2 separate regions of the Homo sapiens genome follow, and region 2 is linked to region 1. A link is an interaction called in ENCODE POLR2A ChIA-PET data of the cell type or tissue named here. Cell type or tissue: HepG2. All regions are shown on one strand. Each heading gives the region's core, and the rest is flanking DNA. Links, peaks and the distances in the headings are about the cores only.

What was found. Peaks named below come from ENCODE experiments on the same cell type or tissue, not always from the same donor. Only the 100,000 strongest peaks of a DNase experiment are listed, where the experiment ranks them.
Region 2: POLR2A ChIA-PET joins it to region 1 with 6 read pairs; 7 of 35 experiments call an interaction of 5 or more read pairs at or near these places.

What each region holds. Positions count from the first base shown.
Region 1 is chr17:1,930,710-1,933,604 of GRCh38, forward strand. No RefSeq gene overlaps it. Among named protein-coding and RNA genes, the nearest start is that of RTN4RL1-AS1, 86 kb to the right of the region's middle. RefSeq lists enhancers at 943-1,508, 1,509-2,073. In HepG2, for the core only: a CTCF peak has its summit at 1,229; a DNase peak (open chromatin) is centred at 1,572; H3K27me3 peaks cover 1,136 bases.
Region 2 is chr17:2,040,579-2,043,473 of GRCh38, forward strand. DPH1 (diphthamide biosynthesis 1) reads left to right here. Exons shown (of 13, transcript NM_001383.6): 9 at 1-27; 10 at 525-603; 11 at 903-1,043; 12 at 1,190-1,297; 13 at 2,027-2,895. The coding sequence ends at 1,279. OVCA2 (OVCA2 serine hydrolase domain containing) reads left to right here and starts at 1,444. Exons shown (of 2, transcript NM_080822.3): 1 at 1,444-1,653; 2 at 2,027-2,847. The coding sequence starts at 1,470. The coding sequence ends at 2,526. RefSeq lists silencers at 947-1,036, 1,547-1,746 and an enhancer at 1,297-1,356. In HepG2, for the core only: CTCF peaks have their summits at 1,482 (motif pointing left) and 2,107; a DNase peak (open chromatin) is centred at 1,403; H3K4me3 peaks cover 867 bases.

The sequences.
Region 1 (2,895 bases), core at 153-2,652:
CCTCACTCGGCGCTCTTGGAGAGAGCCCTGTCCCCCTGGTAGTACAGCTACTCTCTCTGCCTCGCTTCCTTTTCTCCCCCAGGGTCCCTTCACCTCATGGGCTCTTCAGGGCCCAGACTCCCCTGCCTTCAGCAGCCCTCTCTGGAGAGACCGGCAGGACCGCGCGAGGGAGGGTGCTCAGGTGGCCATGCGACGCGCCGAGCCTCTCTTCTTTTCCCGGCTTTTTGATTGTGCCGTGAGTTATTTAGCCAACAATAGATGTTTATGTATTTTTTTAGAGCTCATATTTATTAACAGCCTGGGAAGGAGGAGACCGGGAGATTTATACGGAAAGCACGGTGAGTTAAAAGGGACAATTAGAGGAGCAGAAAGATACCGAGCATAGAATTCTAAAGGATATTTTAACGCACAATCAAAGGTTCTTGAGATATTTTCCAAGTAGACAGAAGGTAAAAGAAAATTGGCCCATTACGAGCTGATAGTGGGGGATTGGTGATGGGGATGGAGTCGCGGCTGATGGCTGAACTCCTGCTTAGAGGAAAGTGAAGTTAGAGGGCAAGGCGGGGAGCTGAACCGGGTCAGGAGGCTTCAGAACGGGGGCTGGAAGGGACTCCATCAAAGCATGCACCCACCCCTCCTCAAAGAATGAACACCAGCCAGGTGCGCTGGCCCAGCCTGTAATCCCAGCACTTTGGGAGGCCGAGGTGGGCGGATCTCTTGAGGTCAGGAGTTCGAGACCAGCCTGGCCAACATGGTGAAACCCTATCTCTACTAAAAAGTTAAAAAATTAGCTGGGCGTGGTGGCTCGCACCTACAATCCCAGCACTTTGGGAGGCTGAGGCAAGTGGATCCCATGAGGTCAGGAGTTCGAGACTAGCCTGGCCAATGTAGAGAAAACCCATCTCTATTAAAAATACAAAAATTAGCCGTGCACGGTGGCTTGCTCCTGTAATCCCAGGTTCTTGGGAGGCTGAGACAGGAGAATCGCTTGAACCCGGGAGGTGGAGGTTGCAGTGAGCCAAGATCGCGCCACTGCACTCCATCCTGGGCGACAGAGCAAGACTCTGTCTCAAAAAATAAATAAATAAATAAATAATAAAACAATTAGCCTGGTATGGTGGTGTGTCCCTGTAGTCCCAGCTAATCAGGAGGCTGAGGCAGGAGGATTGTTTGAGCCTCAGGAGGCTACAAATAAACGCAGAGAAAGACTGCCTCCCTAGGTCAGCATAGAGTAGGACAAATAAACGCAGAGAAAGACTGCCTCCCTAGGTCAGCATAGAGTAGGGCCCGGAGGAGCTGGGTCCCTGGCAGAGAGGTGGGTCGGCTCATGGGCTGGTGGGGCCTGCCTGGGAAGCGGGCGTGCATGTCCAGGGGAATTTGCTGAGGGCTCGGTGGCTCCAGGGAGCCTCCGCAGCAAACTCCTTCCCTCTGACCCCAGTCCCTGCAGCTTGCCCTCCACGAGGCCTCCCGGGCTCTCCCGCTCCCCCCAACCTGCTCACAGGCCTTCCTGGAGCCCATTCACCGTGGCGGCAGAGCGCTGGTGATTAGCTGGGTGATGAGTAAACATTTGCTAAATGGGATTCTTGGCTTTTGCAAAGAACAGCCCCGGCAGGAGAGGAGGGGTGCGGTTGGTGGGAGGGGCTCTGGGGCTGGCTGATGGTCACAGCCCGCACAGGCAGAAGCGCCGGGGTGATCTGAGCTGCTCCGAAGTCAGGAGGGGCTGAGGGCGGCCGCGGCTGGGAAGCAGGGAGCGCAGGCCGTGGAATGCTTCCCAAGCTTGGAAGCAGCAGGTGTCTGGGAATGGGCCTGTGGCCCAGGCAGACTTCCAGCGAGCGCTCCAGCTTGCTGGCACCAGGGGAGGATCTGGCTGAGCCCAGGAGGCAAGTTTCCACCATGAAACCCACTGTTGAAGAACCGCGGCAAGGTTGCCACGGTCAGAAACCACGTGCCTATGGACAGGCTGGGGGGGGTGGGCGGGAGGACGACCAGGTCGGGGGGACCGCACAGCCCCTCCACTTCCACGGCAGAGTGGAGTCCCTGAGCAGAGTCCCCTGGGCCGCTCCCATACAGGGCGCGTCTCCCATGCCCTCAGCTGGGAGTGGTTTGTGGATACCCCAGACACAGTGCTGTTACCACCTCTAGCCCTACTCCCCACACTCTTCTCTGGGTGGCTCCTCATCCTCCAAGACTCATTGGAGTGTCACCTCTGCCTGGAAGCCCTCTCTGACTGCCCCCACCCAGCTGAGCTCCTCATTTTGGGGGCCGAGGGGTGCTACCACAAGCGCCAACTCCATACCAGTTGCGAATACTTGTTTCTACATCTAGGCTCTGAGCTCCTTTTGCCCCGAGCCACGTCTTCTCACGTTTATGTCCCCAGAGCCTGGCCAGTGGCTGGACACGGAGGTCCCTGATCAGCCCTTGTTGAATGAACTATGCAGAGCCAGCCAAGCTCTGGGGTCAGGGGAGGAGCTTGTGTGAAAGGCCTTAGAGACCACCAGTGGCCATCCAGCCCCTCCGACAGGGGTGGCTCTGTCCCCATCAGTCCACAGTGGAGGCCTTCAGTGGCCACCCAGCCCCTCCAACAGGGGTGGCTCTGTCCCCGTCAGTCCACAGTGGAGACCACCAGTGGCCACCCAGCCCCTCCAACAGGGGTGGCTCTGTCCCCATCAGTCCACAGTGGAGGCCTGTGTGGCAGGAGGGCTGGGAGGGAGAAGAGATGACTCCCTCTGGGGGTCCAGGGAAAGTGGGAAGATGGCAGCGGAGGGGTGGCCCCCGCCTCTGGGAAGACCACAGGAATCTGCATCTCCATGCCCTGAACCAGACGCAAGGGGCTGGAGCTGGCGAATAGAGAAGCTTTTGCCTCGCCCCTGACGCGTCCAGTTGCTTTGATGTTTG
Region 2 (2,895 bases), core at 1-2,500, 110 kb after region 1:
GCTTAGCCTACTTCCTGAGGTGGATGTGTGAGTATCTGCCTGGCTATGACTGGCTAAAGAAGCTTAGAAGCTGGGTCTTGCCCAGCTCGTCTTGAAGGCTGGAGCCAACAGGAATTGCTTCCATGGTCATGGAATTTTACTGTTTACAGAGACCTCCCTGGGAGGGCTAACTGGGTCATACCTGCTTTGGGACTTTGGGGCTCAGAGGCAATGGCAACATCACATTTGTCCTTGTGAGATGAGTTTGAGCGGTGGCTGACACCTGCCCTGTACCAGGTACTAAATGTGGTTCTGGGGATACTATCACCAGTGAGCTGCCCTGGAAAGCTCATTGTCGGCAGAGGAAACAGGAGAAAACACGCAACAATACAGTATTCCAAACAGCAGTGGGTCACTGTCTTTACTTTAGGATTCATAAAGCCTGTTAATGAATGGGTGTGCTGGGGGCACTGTCATGTTCTTCAGCATGCTGCCTGGGCGACGAGGAGGCCCTTCCTAGGGTCTGACCTGGCTTCCCTTCCCAGGTGGGTGCAGGTGGCATGTCCACGTCTCTCCATTGACTGGGGCACAGCCTTCCCCAAGCCGCTGCTGACACCCTATGAGGTAACACCAAGCTCTGGGAGAGAGTGGGCTTTGGACGTGGTTCTCAAAGGTGAGGTCTGGAGTGGAGTGGGGTGGGTGGGCAGCACTTCGTTATGTTCGTAGATTCCGGAGTCTGTCTCGATTTCTCCAGCGGAGTCACTTCCTAGCTGTGTAGCCTTAGGCAAGGCCCTGAACCACACAGTTCCCTTCTGTGGCAGGGGACAGTGTGCCCTTCACAGGCCGTCGTGAGGACTGAATTCAGTAATCCAGGGGCAGAAAAACACTGGCAGATGTTATTGTCCCTCCCTCCCCTCCCCTAGGCGGCCGTGGCTCTGAGGGACATTTCCTGGCAGCAGCCCTACCCGATGGACTTCTACGCTGGCAGCTCCTTGGGGCCCTGGACGGTGAACCACGGCCAGGACCGCCGTCCCCACGCCCCGGGCCGGCCCGCGCGGGGGAAGGTAGGCGGGGGCTTCCAGGAGGGAGGAGAGACCGCGCCTGGGCACTGGCCGCCGCCCTGCGACCGCGACGGGAAACGCACAGGAGCGGAGCGGAGGGAAACGCAGGGTCGCAGGAGCGAGACCCTAACCAAAGTCTGCGACCTCAGGTGCAGGAGGGGTCCGCGCGTCCCCCTTCGGCCGTGGCTTGCGAGGACTGCAGCTGCAGGGACGAGAAGGTGGCGCCGCTGGCTCCTTGACGCGCTCCCGGGCCTCAGGTATCAGCCCCCGCTCTGGGTGCGCCCCGCCTTTTGCCGTTGTCATGGGAACGCCTTGGCGCTCCGAGGCCCGCCCTCGGGGCGGTGCTGACGTTCGGTTCCGCCCCGTGCATTGTGCTTCCGCTCGGGGAAAGACCGCTTCCGGTGCTTCCGTCGCTCCTTGCCGGGCATAATGGCCGCGCAGCGACCCCTGCGGGTCCTGTGCCTGGCGGGCTTCCGGCAGAGCGAGCGGGGCTTCCGTGAGAAGACCGGGGCGCTGAGGAAGGCGCTGCGGGGTCGCGCCGAGCTCGTGTGCCTCAGCGGCCCGCACCCGGTCCCCGACCCCCCGGGCCCCGAGGGCGCCAGATCAGACTTCGGTGAGACAAGCCCCGCTCCGGAAACGCACTCAGTTTCCTCCATCTTGTTTCGTCCCCCTCGACACCCTTCAGCATCCCCCACCCTGCGTCCACCCGCATTCCTCCCACCCAGTCCACACCCTTCATTTCTCGCGACCCATACCCTCTTTGCTCAAACTGCAGCCTGTCCTCCCAGGCTTCCGCCTTCACCGTCTTCCTCCGCTGTCTCCTGTTCAGGCCAATCCACTCATTTCCCCCCTCTCATTTCCCCCAGACTTTTGCCTCGATTCCCTTTTTCTCTCTGTCATCTCGAACCCTCCTGCCCTTTCTCATTTCTTTCCTTCCTGGAGCCTCCCATGCCCTAATCCCATCCTTTTTCCTCATATCGCTGTAGGGTCCTGCCCTCCGGAGGAGCAGCCTCGAGGCTGGTGGTTTTCAGAGCAGGAGGCCGACGTTTTCTCCGCATTGGAAGAGCCCGCCGTCTGCAGGGGCCTGGAGGAATCACTGGGGATGGTGGCACAGGCACTGAACAGGCTGGGGCCTTTTGACGGCCTTCTTGGTTTCAGCCAAGGGGCTGCGCTAGCAGCCCTTGTGTGTGCCCTGGGCCAGGCAGGCGATCCCCGCTTCCCCTTGCCACGGTTTATCCTCTTGGTGTCTGGTTTCTGTCCCCGGGGCATTGGGTTCAAGGAATCCATCCTGCAAAGGCCCTTGTCATTGCCTTCGCTCCATGTTTTTGGGGACACTGACAAAGTCATCCCCTCTCAGGAGAGTGTGCAACTGGCCAGCCAATTTCCCGGAGCCATCACCCTCACCCACTCTGGTGGCCACTTCATTCCAGCAGCTGCACCCCAGCGTCAGGCCTACCTCAAGTTCTTGGACCAGTTTGCAGAGTGAAAGATCAAGAAATGTCTCTGCTCCTACATCCAGCTCCTCTAGGGGCAGCCTCCGTCATCCATGCCCTCCCAGGACCCTCCACTCACTGCTGTGAGTGCGCCTCACCAGAACCAGTTAAGAGACAACTATCAATTCTTGAGACCCAAATTATAAGGGCCCTGCCCTGTACTGAAGAAAAGGGGAGCACAAGGCCTTAATGGACATTGACTTGTGAAAACGCAAACATGAATATGGTTGGAGAGCCCTGGATTAGGAGGGTGACATGGGGAAGGCAGAGGCTGGCACCATGGTGACTGCCACATAATAAAGTGGTGATTTGGATTTTGAGCATCTTTTTCCTGGTACACACAGAAAAACATTTTATAATGG